Regions from separate parts of the Homo sapiens genome. Here regions 2 and 3 are each linked to region 1. A link is a contact called in ENCODE Hi-C or POLR2A ChIA-PET data. All regions are on one chromosome and are shown on one strand. Each heading gives the region's core, a stretch centred on a gene start or an enhancer-like site at or near the end of the contact. The rest is flanking DNA. Distances are from core to core; before and after follow the strand shown. Region 1 overlaps LOC107984788 (a long non-coding RNA gene). Region 2 overlaps PCAT29 (prostate cancer associated transcript 29). Region 3 has its middle 88 kb from the start of LINC00593.

What was found. A loop is a pair of places that touch in the nucleus more often than their neighbours do. ChIA-PET counts read pairs that join two places held with the same protein, here RNA polymerase II (POLR2A). Pooled maps may share reads with other maps.
Region 2: a map of CD14-positive monocyte shows a loop between it and region 1 (5-fold over the local background). The contact joins two enhancer-like sites. A Hi-C loop is called at or near these places in 1 of 168 maps with a recorded cell type or tissue (CD14-positive monocyte) and 1 of 50 pooled maps. POLR2A ChIA-PET finds 5 or more read pairs at or near these places in 1 of 52 experiments (activated CD8-positive, alpha-beta T cell).
Region 3: a pooled map shows a loop between it and region 1 (2.6-fold over the local background). The contact joins two enhancer-like sites. A Hi-C loop is called at or near these places in 1 of 37 single-sample maps with no recorded cell type and 2 of 50 pooled maps. POLR2A ChIA-PET finds 5 or more read pairs at or near these places in 3 of 52 experiments (CD4-positive, alpha-beta T cell, H1 and Panc1).

What each region holds. Positions count from the first base shown.
Region 1 is chr15:69,757,627-69,762,488 of GRCh38, reverse strand. All of the region lies in intron 2 of LOC107984788 (a long non-coding RNA gene), which reads right to left. Among named protein-coding and RNA genes, the nearest start is that of LINC00593, 75 kb to the left of the region's middle. RefSeq lists an enhancer at 1,487-1,556. Within about 2 kb of position 3,313, at least 5 of the 41 ENCODE cell types and tissues checked have a DNase peak (open chromatin) inside an H3K27ac peak, as active enhancers do; they include CD14-positive monocyte, where a contact is called at or near this core.
Region 2 is chr15:69,605,217-69,610,081 of GRCh38, reverse strand. The region is part of intron 1 of PCAT29 (prostate cancer associated transcript 29); the gene reads right to left. Among named protein-coding and RNA genes, the nearest start is that of PCAT29, 15 kb to the right of the region's middle. Within about 2 kb of position 2,826, at least 3 of the 41 ENCODE cell types and tissues checked have a DNase peak (open chromatin) inside an H3K27ac peak, as active enhancers do; they include CD14-positive monocyte, where a contact is called at or near this core.
Region 3 is chr15:69,920,535-69,925,092 of GRCh38, reverse strand. No RefSeq gene overlaps it. Among named protein-coding and RNA genes, the nearest start is that of LINC00593, 88 kb to the right of the region's middle. RefSeq lists an enhancer at 4,461-4,558. Within about 2 kb of position 2,697, at least 2 of the 41 ENCODE cell types and tissues checked have a DNase peak (open chromatin) inside an H3K27ac peak, as active enhancers do.

The sequences.
Region 1 (4,862 bases), core at 2,064-4,563:
AAATACTCTTAGTTCCAACTCTACCATTGGAGATACAGGGAAACTGAGGCTCAGAGGGGCAAAAGAGATTCCATGGCATCTTACTCCTGGCCTATGGTTTTGCTTTTTTTCATGAAGAATTTTTGGGATTCTAGAAGCTGGGATAGTAAGGAACTTTAGAGATCATCTAATTCAGACTCGCATTAAAGATGGCTATGTTCTAGAACTCAGCCGGCCACTTCAGACAATAGGCATGGTGCTCTGATCATCCCTGGAGAACAAACTCACATGAGATATGCATACAATTGCGTACCAGTGACAGCAGATTAAGAACCTGGCCACAGTTATTAAGGATCTACTATAGGCTAGGAAGTTGACAGAAATTATTTCAACCTATATTCTAAACTATCTTTTGAAGGCCATTATAATTATCCTCACTTTATGGTGGAAGACACTGAGAATCAGAAAGGTTAAGTAATTTATTCAAAGTCACAGCAGTAGTAAGTTCAGAATATGGGATTTGAACCCAGGTCTCTGAGACTCAAAAAAAGCATGATTGTGTCATTAACTCCTCATGGTGTTTGTATGAAGACAGAGAGATTGAAAAATGTTGAATTTTACCTCTTTATTATCCCTAATGGTGGAGGAGGTGGTGCTGAAAGGCTGATTGTAGAGTTATCAATCTTATCTATCTTTTAGCGTAAGTTCCTGCTTTCATTGACCATCTTCCCAGACTAGGTCACTTTCTCCTATTACACACCTCAGTATTTCCCTTCACAGCGCTTTTCACAGTAGTGATTTAATTGCCAATGTAATTATTTGGTCAATACTTCTCTCTGTCAATAGACTATAAGACCCATGAAGGTAGGGACTGAGTTCAGAGTCTATCTTGGTCACCACTACATCTTCTGTGCCTAGCACAGGGCCTATACCAAATATGTGCTCATAGTATCTGTGGAACAAATAGATGAATGGTTGGACGGATGGGTGGATAGATGCATGGATGAATGGAAAGATGCATACATAGATAGAAGGATGAATGGATGAATGGACGGACGGATGGATGGATGGATGGATGGATGGATGGATGGATGGATGGATGGATGCCTGCATGCATGCATGCCTGGATGGGTGGGTGGACGGACAGATGCATGGATGGATGGATGGATGGATGGATGGATGGATGGATGGATGCATAAATGGATGGTCAAATGTATGGATGGTTGGATGAATGAATAGATGAATCTCAGCTCACTGATGTCCTGAAATGTGCAGTGACCCAAAGCCCTGGGCTCTGAGAACCAAAGCAGACAGGACTTTGTTTTTGTTTCTGAACACTGCCTGTGTGGTGAGTCACCCAATTTTTGAAAACCACATGCTTCTTTCCACAATCAGGCTGCCCAGAGGGGCCCCCAAGCCTCAAAGAGCATCAGGAAAACACTGCTCACACGCACAATTACTGCCAGTTTCTTATCGTTGCTGCTTTGATGTGCTGTTTGTGAGTCAGAGCTGCTGTTGCCTCAATGCTGTTCCTGTTTCAGCAGCATTCTGACATTTTTTTTTTTTTTTAAAGAAAAAAGTCGGAAGTGGCAGACTCTGTCTTTGGGCTAGGACTACAGACTGTTATTTGATTTGATTACTGCTTCATTTGATTATGGATGGACTCGGGATTGAGGGGGATAAGGATATCAAAGAGAAAATGGTGGCCATATCCCACCTACGCTAAAGTAAAGAGTACCACTCCAGCCCTTTGGAAGAGAACATCCCCAACTCTTCCCCAGCAGATCCACTATATGGAACCCACTGTGGTCAGACTGGGGTCTGGCTATTTCCTGCCACACCCTGAACTTTCTCACTTCCTTTCTTACCTATACATTTCCAGTTGCCAAGAATGTCACCCCTCTCCCCATCTCCACCTCTCAAAAATACCATGCAGCCTTCCAAGGCTAAACTCAGTTACAGCTTTCTCCACTGAGCCTCTTCTGTTCACTGCAGTCAACAGTCTCCTGACCTGCCTGCTCTTTGAGATCTTGTAACATTCACTTCCCATGTGCTAATTTACTCATGTTACTATCTGACGATAATGTGCATTTTGCAATGTTCTGTTGCAATTTAAAGGAAGAAAGTTATGATGTCTTGAGGATAATGGCACTCTTGGGGCCAAAAGAAAGAAGCTGGAGTCCAACTAAGCTACTTTCTTCCTATCTGATCTCTGAGAAGTTATTACCCTCAGTTTGTTCATCAGTAAAATCAGGGTTTTTCTAGACTTGAATATCAGATAAGATAATCGTCCTAAACATGCTTTGTAAACTGTACAATTGTGGTGTATATGAAGAATAATTAACATCATCTTCATCCTTTCCATCATTACTGTCAGCATCATCAGCATCATCACTGCACTTCTATTTCACTTCCCATGTGTTAACATACCTGGATAACACATATTTGTTATCTCCTAAGCTGGACTGTGGGTCTCTCATGGTTAGGGACCTAGCGGCATACCTCTGAACCTCCTTATCTTACACATAGCACAGGGCTGGGTACACCGTTGATATCCAGTGACTGTTTCTCAATTGATTGATAAACTCAGATGAAAATAACTCAATAGGAGAAAGCTATATATGACAAGGAATCTTTCAGAGGTCCTGTTTTATTTCTTCCTTTGTTGTAAAAATAACAAATGGAAAGAAGTACATTATTAAAGTCAGCAACATCTCTCCCCGCACCTGACAAGAATGGTCTTGCACATTTTTTTTGCCATATCCCTTGACAGCACCAGGACACTTCTCATTCCATAGTCTCATCCAACCTTCAAGAGAATCCTTGAAAAGGAAACAGGGAACCGCAGGTGCATAACGTCCCATTCTACAGTCAAGTGAAGTGAGGCCCAGCAACATGATCTCACTTACTCCAAGATGGAGCATTGAGTCATTGGTAAAACCCCGCCCATGAAGGAGGTCTCCTAACTCTTGGCCCTTGGATGTTTTGAGGTGGACACTGATTCCACTGAAAGAGAATTTTCTACCACTAATCAAGGAGACAGAGGTTTTATAAATGATACCTTATTTATTCTTCATGGTGTCCTTGAAAATGACCTATCATCATCTCCTTTGTATCCATGAGGAAACTGACACTCTGAGAGGTGAAGTGACCTGCCCAAGGTCACGGAGAAGAGGTGGGGCCAGGCTCTCATTTCCCAGTACCCACTGAGCACACTCTAGGCATGTGGGCTGAGCCTACTGCCGGGCTGTGAATCTCTCCCCCCTGTTCTCTGGTTCCTTGATTCACAGGAAGTTCAGGTCAACCACATCCTGCCACGTCTTTGCAGACAAGATAACGATCCCCACCACCACCATTCTCTGTCCCACCACAGCCCAGCAAGGGCAGACAGGCTTCCTTTACTCTTTTGATAACCACTGTATGTCACAGCTAAAAGGGGCCTAACTCTGAGTTTCCCTCCTTTAAAATCATCTGGTCCACATGCTAATGGTCCAGAATCCCCAGGTCATCTCTATAGCTTGAAATAATCATTCTAAAGTAGGGGTCCAGGAATCTGTATTTTTAACAAGCATCCTGAGTGATTCAATGAGTGTTCAAGTTTGGGAAACCACTAGTTAAACCCTGCTGGGATGACTTTTCCCTGTCATCCCAGTAGTGTAGGCTGGGTTGTATCTTTGTCATACTTACTGTGTCTGTTATAAGGGGCCACTGAATGCTACTGAATTTGTACTTTGCCATTAAGGAAGAAGGCCTGGAAAGTTAATTAAGCCAGCTTGAGATCTAACCCGTCCAGCTCTGCATAAGCAAGAGGAATGATGCATTTGGAGGCCCTCCTGAAGAACTCCCAGCATGCCAGCCTAAGTCCACATGTTCATCATCTGAAGCCACCTTCTTGGAGTGATCTGGAACTGACCCTCAATCCACAAACATTAACCTTTAGCCCAGCAGTAGGCAAACTACTTCCTACAAGCCAAAGCCTGCTGCTTGTTTTTTGTGAAGTTTTATTGGCACAGAGCCACACCCATTTGTTTATATATTGTTTATGGCTGCTTTTGCACTACTATGGCAGAATAAAGCCTAAAATATTTACTATCTGGCGCTTTACAGAAAAAGTTTGCCAACCCCTGCATTATCCCATCTATCAACCAGCAAAGCTTCATTCCTGTGGCTGTATCAGATGGCCTCTGGCTTTCCCAGTCATGTACCCACAGTATCACAGCAGCAGAGTGCTTGAGCACCTCGTAGGGACTTTAAAAACATGTTGAATGAAGAACCATCACAATGAGCTATTTCAATTTCCATTATGCAAATGAAAAAAATCACAGCTTTTAGAAACATTAATTATGTAAGCCAAGGTCTAAGAGTTAGAAAGTGCTAGAATTAGACCGGGAACAGTGGCTCATGTCTGTAATCTCAGCACTTTGGGAGGCCAAGGCAGGCAGATCACCTGAGGTCAGGAGTTCGAGACCAGCCTGACCAACATGGTGAAACCCCATCTCTACTGAAAATACAAAAATTAGCTAGGCATGTTGGCAGCTGCCTATAATCCCAGCTACTTGGGAGGCTGAGGCAGGAGAATCACTTGAACCCAGGAGGCGGAGGTTGCAGTGAGCCGAGATCACGCCATCGCACTCCAACCTGGGCAACAAGAGCAAAACTCCGTCTCAAAAAAAAAAAAAAAAAGTGCTAGAATTAGAATTTTTATTGATCCCAGGTACAATATTTTGTCCTATCAACTTGAGGCAGTGATCAGGCAGAATCTTGCCGGAAATGTGCAGAAATGGGGCCTAGGGTAGGTCTTTTGGATGAAGGACCTGGATCTTGGGGCTAGGAGAGATGGGAAGGCCCTAGGAAAGAATGAAGAATTATCTGAAAGGATAAGC
Region 2 (4,865 bases), core at 1,577-4,076, 150 kb after region 1:
GGTAAAATCAAAACGGCATGGTCTTCAGAGTCAAGCCTACTGCTTGGTCATCCCTTTCCAGCTGTGGGAACTTAGACCATGTATTTGACTTCCCTGAGTGCATTCTTTCCACTGACCATTGGATATCATATTCCCTGCCCGGGCCTTCCCACGGCTTGATCTGAGATGTAAGGAGTCATAAGTATCAGAGTCTGAACATTGCAAAAAACTGCACAACTGCTTCAATTTTTAAAAAAAAGAGTAGAAGGAAATCGGGTGAAAGAGAATTAAAACAAAGTTGGGTGCCAGGACAGTGGCTCACATCTGTAATCCCAACACTTTGGGAGACTGAGGTGGGCAGATCACCTGAGGTCAGGAGTTGGAGACCAGCCTGGCCAACATGGTGAAACCCTGTCTCTACTAAAATTAGCCGGGAGTGGTCATGGGCGCCTGTAATCCCAGCTACTCAGGAGGCTGAGGCAGGAGAACCACTTGAACCCGGGAGGTAGAGGTTGCAGTGAGCCGAGATTGCGCCACTGCACTCCAGCCCAAGCAACAGAGTGAGACTCCATCTCAAAAAGTAATAATAATAATAAATACAGTGGGGTGTGGGAGAGCTGTCTCTCTGTTATGCTCCCTTATGGGGAACCCACAGCAGTGCTGCTTGGAGTTCAGTGTGACTCAGAGATGAGTGAAAGAGCTCTTTCAGATTCTACTGTAGATTCCTCCCCTTAAAACACACACACACACTCTCTCTCTCTCTCTCTCTCTCTCTCTCTGCTCTCCGTGGGAGAGCATTCAAATGGTGTCCAGGAACCGAGGTGGACAACAGACTTGAAAAACAACTGCCAGCTGGGCACAGTGGCTCACGCCTGTAATCTCAGCACTTTGGGAGGCTGAGGCGGGTGGATCACCTGAGGTCAGAAGTTTGAGACCAGCCCTAGCAACACAGTGAGACCTCGTCTCTACAAAAAAAAAAAAAAAAAAATTTAAAGATATTAGCAAGGTATGGTGGTACGTGCCTGTAGTCCCAGCCGCTTGAGAGGTTAAAATGGGAGGATTGCTTGAGCCTGGGAGGTCAAGGCTGCAGTGAGCTGTGATTGCACCACTGCATTCCAGCCTAGGAAATAGAGTGAGATGCTGTCTCAAAAAAAAAAAAAAAGAAAAAAAAGAAAACAAACAAACAAACAACTGCCGTGCTATGTCCATAATGTCAATCCACATACCACTGGGTAAAATCATCGTCCATGGCTTCCCCCTTCAGGATGCACCTCTTCCGTGGAGGGCTGTCAGCCACCACTTGCAAACAGACTCCCGTCAGGCCATCTCACCAGTTACCAAACAGCCAGCATGGCCAGTAAGACTAAAACTCAGATTCTTATTGTGTAACTTATTAGATGCTCTGTTCCAAAGAAACAATTGACTAATGAACTGGGGGGTTCACACTTCGTCCCGTCTCATCTCTGACACTACCTTACTGTGTGGTCTCAGATCAGCGCGAACACCCTCTGGGCTTCCACTTTCCTATATGGGAAATGATGTGGAACAGCTTGAATCTAAGAATCTTTCTACTTGTGACATTCAAAGTCTTCACAATTTACCCATCTGATATCTAAGGTAAAAGCTAGAATCCCCTTCCTCTTTACATCCCTCCAGATTCCTTTCCACACTCCTTCACTCCTCTACCCACACAGGAAGGCTGACCTGCAGAGACTTTTTTTTTTTTTTTTGAGTTGGAGTCTCGCTGTCACCCAGGCTGGAGTACAATGGTGTGATCTTGGCTCACTGCAACCTCTGCCTCTCAGGTTCAAGCAATTCTCCTATCTCAGCTTCCCGAGTAGCTGGGACTACAGGCACCTGCCACCACGCCTGGCTAATTTTTGTATTTTTACGAGCGACGGGGTTTCACCATATTGGCCAGGCTAGTCTCAAACTCCTGACCTTGTGATCCGCCTGCCTTGGCCTCCCAAAGTGCTGGGATTACAGGCATGAGCCACCACACCCGGCCCCTGCAGAGACTTTCTAAGGGGCTCCCTTGCGCTCTGGCTTCCAATTGGTCTCAATTAAGGGGTGCTCATTCTCCTGACTCACCGGAGAGCTCTCCCCAAGCTGACTACATCTCTGTGGAAGGTCACAGCCCTGTGGTCTTCTCTGCAGGCCTTCCTCCTTCCAGGTTTTGTTAACAGTTTCCTCCCCTCGCTTCTTCAGGCCTAGAAGTGGTAATAGCTCTCCTGCTACTGGGAGTACCTGTTGGTGGTAATAGCCCTGGGTACTGTCCCTTGTGGTTCTCCCACTCCCTGCCCACACCTAGGTAAGTAGTCACAAGAGGGCCTCTGTGTGGTAACATGGAATCAGGGGGCAAATGAAAGGAGGGATCAAGGAAGACATCCAAGGAGAGGAGGCCTTTGCAAGGTTGGCCTCAAACCTGTTTGGAAGAACAGGAAGAAGTTTATACAGGCAACAAAGGGGGATAGCATTTTAACCAAGAGAATGGTGTGGATGCAGCCAGGAGGCCAGGCATTCTGGGAAAGGAGAGTAGACCTGACTGTCTGGAGGGAAGACCTTGGGTAGAGAAGGAATGAGGGGCATGGTTGGAAAAGCAAATGAAGGCCAGATGGTAGCAACCTCGAACGTGAGACGAAAGCCTGGGACTTCATTCTACAGGCAATGGAAGACTCTGGATGGTTCTTGAGCAACGGAATGGCCCAATCACACTGAGCTATTTTAGGAATGTTAAGCTGGTGGTGGAGAGCAGATTGTAGTGTTACCAACTGGGTAGCCCTACGCAAAGGGAACAAAGGAGGATGCCAAAAGTGACTCACTCATCCGCCATTGCTCCTGAGCAGTGGGGCAGAGGCGGTACAGACGTTCCCCCCCAAGCAACTCTCATGCTTATGCCAGCCTCAAAAGAGCAGAGCGGGAAGTGCATGGCATCCTGAAGATGTAAGGGAAAACACATTCTTGGAAGAGATCTCCTCTCAAAGCCATCCACCCACAGCCCCCAGAATAAGGGGTAGGCAATCTGTTTCTCCTGGCATCTGATTCAAAATGCTCCCGAGGCCAAGAGGACCTAAAAGAATTCCTCTGCTCGTGTGTGTGAGAACAGCCCAACAGGGGACCATCTGTCTCAGAACAAGCCCCCCAATGTGGAGGCAGAAACAGTAGCCCCCAAAGGGGTGCTATTTCAGTTTTCAGGAAAGCATTCTGCAAATGTTCCCAGCCATTAACTGGGGATCTCTCTATAGCACTCTGTTAGTTCTCTGCTAAATAGAAACCAAGTGGGGGCCACTGTCCCTGACATCTCAGTGTGGACATGTTTAGGGTGGGAAGATTCTGAGGGCTCTGATCATCTGAGATAGTACAGACCCAGCAAGCAACAGAAAGCTGAAAGGGATGCAGATTCAGGAGGCAGAGACTTCACAAACTACCTGCGAAAAATTCTGCTCAGGATTGACCCTATATCTCCTCCTTGAAGTGAGTGCTGTTAGTTCTAGATGGGCCCAGGAAGGGACCCTTCTTCCCCAGGGGGTGCTCCATGGCCCACTCTAAGGTCCACTTCCCTGACCGTGCCCTAGTGATATGGAGTTTCTATAGTATTTCAAGGGAGGCACGATGGTTGTTTGGACTAGGGAGGAAGCAGTTAGAGAGCCCGTTTGAAGAAAGCTCTGCAAGACTCAAATATTTAGGGATCTAGTAGATGAGACAGAGCTAGCAAAGGAGGATGGGGATCGGTGAGCTGGAAGGGAAACCAGAAAGCGACTGTCACAAAGCCAAGAGAAGGAAGTGGTCAGAGGCATTGAATGCTCTTGGAGGGTGAGTATAATGACAACAATTATAGAGGTCATTGATGATTTTGAAAACAGCAGTTTTGGTGGAGTGGAGGAAATAGAAGACCTACTTCAGCACCTCTCCTAACCTCTGGGGTAGATATAGTTATCCTCATTTCACAGATAAAGAAGCTGAAGCTGAGAGAGATGATCTGACATGCCCTGCTGCCTGTAATCACAGGACCATTGATAGTGAAGCTGATGGTGATGTTGATGATGGTGACGATAATGGTGACGGTGACAGTGACGGTGGTGATAGTGATTGCGATTTTAATGGTGATGGTGATGTTGGTAATGTTGATGGTGAGGTTGAGGATGATAGTGACATTGGCAGCTGTTCAGATAAATTTTCTGTTCAGTCAGAAATTGATCATGATTATAAAGTAAAAATTACCTGGTCTGTAAAATCAGACAGATCCAAAGCTATATCCAAGCCAGTCAGCAACACATAAGCTTTACAACCTTTGAGCCTCAGTTTCTCTAGCTGTGAAATGGAGATGCTATTGCCTGCTTCAGAGGACAGTTGGGAGAATGACATGCATGGGGAAGCACCGGGTTCCTAGTAGGCCCTCAATAAATGTTTGTGTAGTGCATTTGTTTCCAGGGCAAAGTTAGAGAGCGCAGTGAGCATCAATGGATGAGTCTTATCTTCCCTAACTGTTCTAGCCCTCCCCACCCTAACTCTACTCCCCAACCTGAGTGAACTCCAACCCTAAGAGAAGACATGGGCATCTTGGTGACTGCCTGCTCCCCAGGATCCCTACTTCATGCCCACACATTGCTCTGGCAATGGTGCCCTGCTGGGATCCCCACCACCCTCTTGTCTGTCTTCCCGGTTGATGCATGCCCAAGATACTCTAAAAGGAAGAGGGATGGGATAAGCACTAATACTTACCAAGTACTACTATGTGTCCAGCTTTCTGCTGGTATTCAACTGGGAGAGAGGTGGTGTAGGCTTTTAAGAGCTTGGGCTTTGGAATCAGACATGTCTGGAATTAAGTACTTTCCCTCCTTAAGTTGTTATTCAAATATCACCTTCTTCAAGAGGCCTACCCTGAC
Region 3 (4,558 bases), core at 1,448-3,947, 160 kb before region 1:
ACCTTGAGCGACAGTCAGGAGCCCCAACAAAGAGCAGTATTACACCCTAACACCGTCCACCAACAAGAACTCCAGGTAGCAGAACTGTTAGTCTATACAAATAAATATGCTTGAAATGAATAAATGCATAAAAGGGGAATCAATTACCCAAGAAAGAACATGACAATATGAGAAAATAACTTTCATGTTGCAAAAAGAACCCAACAGAATTACTAGAAATGAAAAACATGTACTCATTGCTTTTTTTAAAATTAGGATTAATTAAAAAGCAGATTAGACACAATTGGAGAGAGGATTAATGAACTTGAAAATATATCTGAGGAAAATACCTAGCATGCAGAGAGATAAAGACATGGAAATATGAAAGAGTTGTTTAGAGATGTGGAGGACAGGATAAGAAGGCCTCATACACATTTAATGGGAGTTACAGAAGGAGAACAGAAAAAATGAGAGAGAGAGGCAATGTTAAACAGTACAATCAATAACTATGTTTTGGAATTATTGAAAGACATTAATCTTCAGATTCAGGAATCACAGATAGCCCCCGTCAGCATAAAGAAAATTAAGTCCACTCCTAGAACATCATACATTGTACTAAAACTGCAGAACACCAAAGACAAGGAGATCTTAAGAAAGATAACAGAAAAAAGATAGATTATTATAAATAAATGATTGGCAGCTATAAAAGCAATAGCAGCTTTCGATAGCATCTATAGAAGCAAGGAGAAAATGGAATAATGTCTTCAAAAAATTGATAAGGAAAAAATAAAAACAAACTGTCACATTAGAATTCCAATTAAGAGTCAGAAAAAGGGAAAAGTGAAGGCATCCCAAAGAAAGATTAACAGCATTTTCTATTCACAGATCCTCTCTGAAAGCTCTGCTGCAGGATTATTTTAGGAAGAAGAAAATTCCACCTAGAGGCAAGGACTGAGGTGCAAGAAGAAATAGGAATCAGAAAAAAATAATAAACATGGGATGAATCCAATCAAGCATTTCCTGCATAAAACTATAGTAACATTAAATAATTTTTGGATATAAAACTATTTGATTTGAATATGATATATAAGATGTGAAGAGACTCATAGTGGCTAAAGTATTCTAAAGTCTTATATTCTTTGATGATACAGATTTTTATTAACTTCAGACATAGTAAAGTCAAGTATGCATGTTAAAAAAATTAAGGACAATCAAGAAAAATGCATAAGATACAAACCAGTAAAGTATATGAGCTATAAGCCAGTAACAAAGAGAAAAAAAGAAAGGCTAAAGAAAAAACACTCTATGACATAAAAAGAAGGAAAAAAAGCATAGACAAAGCAGAGTAAAAAGAATACAAAAATAAAATGCTGCTAAGTAAATACAAATAGATTAGTGAGCACAACATATTTCAATGGATTTAAATCTCTGGTTAAAATACAGAGATATCAAATTGCATTTTAAAAAATTCCAGCTCTATATTGTTTATAAGACATTAGGTAAATCATAAGAACACTGAAAAGTTGAAAGTAAAAGGATAGAAAAAGTTGCCATGAAGAAAAGCAGAGTTGAGAGATCGAGGAAAAGAGATGTTTTTGATAGCCTCAGCTGACCTCAGAATCCAGCCTTTACTGCTCGATGATCCAGTTATGTGAATCCTCAAATATCCCATTCCTTCCTGCCATTTTGCAAGCTTGTTTGAGTTGGGTGTTTTCACTTGCAGCCAGAAGATGACCAACCAATGCAGAAGTAGACTTGCAGCTCAGGATCCTGATTACTCTAAGAAGGGTAAGGTGAGAGTCATGTCTTAGAAGAATTCATCTGGTAATGAGATGAAGAGGGGATTGGAGAGGGGAAAAGCTGGAAATGGGCAGTGGACAAGGCAATCATGCAGGCAAGCAGCGAGGAGAGCTGTGCTAAGGAAGTGCCAATGAACCTGGAGAAGCGACAGGAAGGTTTCCAGAAGCCTGCTTTGAACGTTTGATTTGTCTAACCTTAAAAGTGTTCATTCATACAGCTCTTGAGAGCATGCTAGGGTTTGTAAGACATTAACTGAGGGGCTTCTGTGTCCTGAGGTGAACATTTTGAAAATATTTCCAGATGCTCAGCCAACTCAACAAAAATCATTAAAAAACCAAACCAACCAACCAAACAAACAAAAACAATAATAGCAGGAATACTCTGGCCACATCTTAGATCAAAGTGATAAGGATGTCTGAAAATCTTTAACCCAGAGACAAGAACTCAGTAAATATAAATAACGATATGATTTGCATCTTAGACAAGTTGAATTATGTATTTCTAGGCAGAAACCCAGGAACACTGGTGTCTGCAAATGGGACACACAGGGATATAGCTACATTTCTGTGCTTCCTTTTTCTTACATGTTAAGTGAGGCAACTGGACCAGCTCTCTAGCATCACTTCTCGTAGAGTTTATGGGTTTTTTCATTTAATTTTTTCGAATGTTGGGATACCTGGGTAGACAGGTATGTGTGGTTCCTTCTGTGCCTCCGTGTATGTGTGTGCATACGTGTATGTGTGTGAGATCAACAACCATATGTGGGCCTGTGTTTTCCTCTCACTGTCTAGCCATGTCTCTTGCTGTCAGCTTGCATGTGTGTTCATAATCATTTGTTTGTTTCTTCCTCCCTCTCCTCCTCCTCTCGCTGCTTCCCCTTTTTACTCTGCCCCGAAACTCTGTGAGATGCATGAACATTTCTCAGTTATGTGATGTTCTCAGCAGGAGGATGGAGCCAAATAATGGTGTTTCTAGTTATTACTCTGATGAATCACAGGGGAACAGCCTTCACCAAGGTAGAACGGCTTGCATAAAATATGTTCATTCAATTAAAAAAAAGAAATTGAAAAATAAGATACTGCCAACATGGGGCACTGAGTTATGTAGGGTTTATGCAGCATTTAATTTGCAATTCAAGCAAGAAACACACCAGAGAGGCACCTGTGAGGAAGCTCCCTGGAATGGGGGGAGGGGTTCCCACTGTCAAATAAAAACCTTATGCCTCAGATGAAGTTTCTGGAATATGGAAGAGGGGAGTGTAGATAGTTCCTGGGTTCCCCCAAGCTAGTCTAAGCAATGGATTCTATGCTGGAGATACTGTGGCCCCTAATAGTGAGAACTGGCTGGCTTGTGACGTCTACAGCCTAAGTGGCCATGTTTTGCACCATTTGAATCCCTGCCCCACAACCTCAGCTGATCAGCTCAGGCACTGGTACTTGACCCAAAGACACCAGCCTGACCTGGGAGGTGGCCTGACACAGGAATGACAAGCCAGGCCAATCGGATTTTGTCTCTCTCTGACTTCTGGCACTTCACTTGAACCTGACATCAAGAAACATGAAGAGACCAGAGCAGTTAACAGTGGAAGCTATGAAGGAGAGCAGGTCATGGTGACCACAGACAAATTGAAAGTAAGAGGGAGCAGAAAGTGGAAAAGGCAGAAGATGCAAGTTAGGAGACAGAGGAGGGTCTGAGCAGAGGCTCGGGGAGAAGCAGAGATCTCATGTGGCAGGCAAGACAGCGCGGCCCAGGAGGGAGGTGGTGGGAAGAGGTATGTGCCGGGCATTGCTTTAGAAACTGGGAAAGAGACAAAGGTCTCTCTCTTCGTGGAGCTGATGTTTTAGTGGGCTGTCCCTGAGGGGCTGCTGTGGTCTACACCTTTGACCTGTATGACCACATTTTGTATCATTCCCTGTCCATTTCATTTTCCTCAAGCCCCAAAGGATTGAACCTTGGGAATATCAGCTCCTACCCACATGGCAAGATTTGGTTGCAAGCAACAGAAATGAACCTTGGCTAACCTAAGCAAAAGAGGAATTTTAAGGGTCTTGGAACTAGGAAAGATATGAAGGTAGCTCAATAGCATTGATGGGGTTTCATGAATCAGGCCTCTCTCACTCCACCCCTTTCTCACTTTTGCCTGCTGGGCTTGCCTACCTTCTGCAGACAAGACCACACATGGCAGGGAAAATATTCACCATCAACCCCTGCTCACACTATCCCAGCTCAGGATCCCCAGTAAAGAGAATAATCCTAGGGAAGATTCTGATTGGCTGGGCGTGGGTCAGTTGCATCCCCAGACCAATCACTGTTGCCAGAGGAAATTAGCCAGCTCAACCTATCTAGACACCTGTGGCAAGAGGAGTAGGCACCTTCACAAGATTAAAAGAGCTAGAGGAAGAAATGTGAGAGGCAGCAACAGCAGTAGTTACCATAGTCTAATGTCAAAAAAGAAAACCTCAAATAGCAGAGGCCGGATTTGGCCCCAGGCCCCATCCACATTACTGGTCTTCCAGGCCCTTGGAGAAGGCATTTTAGACCATGTAACTTTGAGTCTATTTACTAATCACCTCTGAGAAGGGGGCTGCTGGGATACATTAGGATAACTCGATTGTAAGATTTTAATGACATAAGATCAAGACCTCGGGAGGCCTGAGCCCTGCAGTCGATCAATTCACATACCTTTCACTCAGGCCCAAGTGACTGAAAATCATTTTGCTCCCCGAGCTCTTAAAGGTCAGGAGTTGGATGCCTCAAGAAAATCTCTTTCTCTATCACA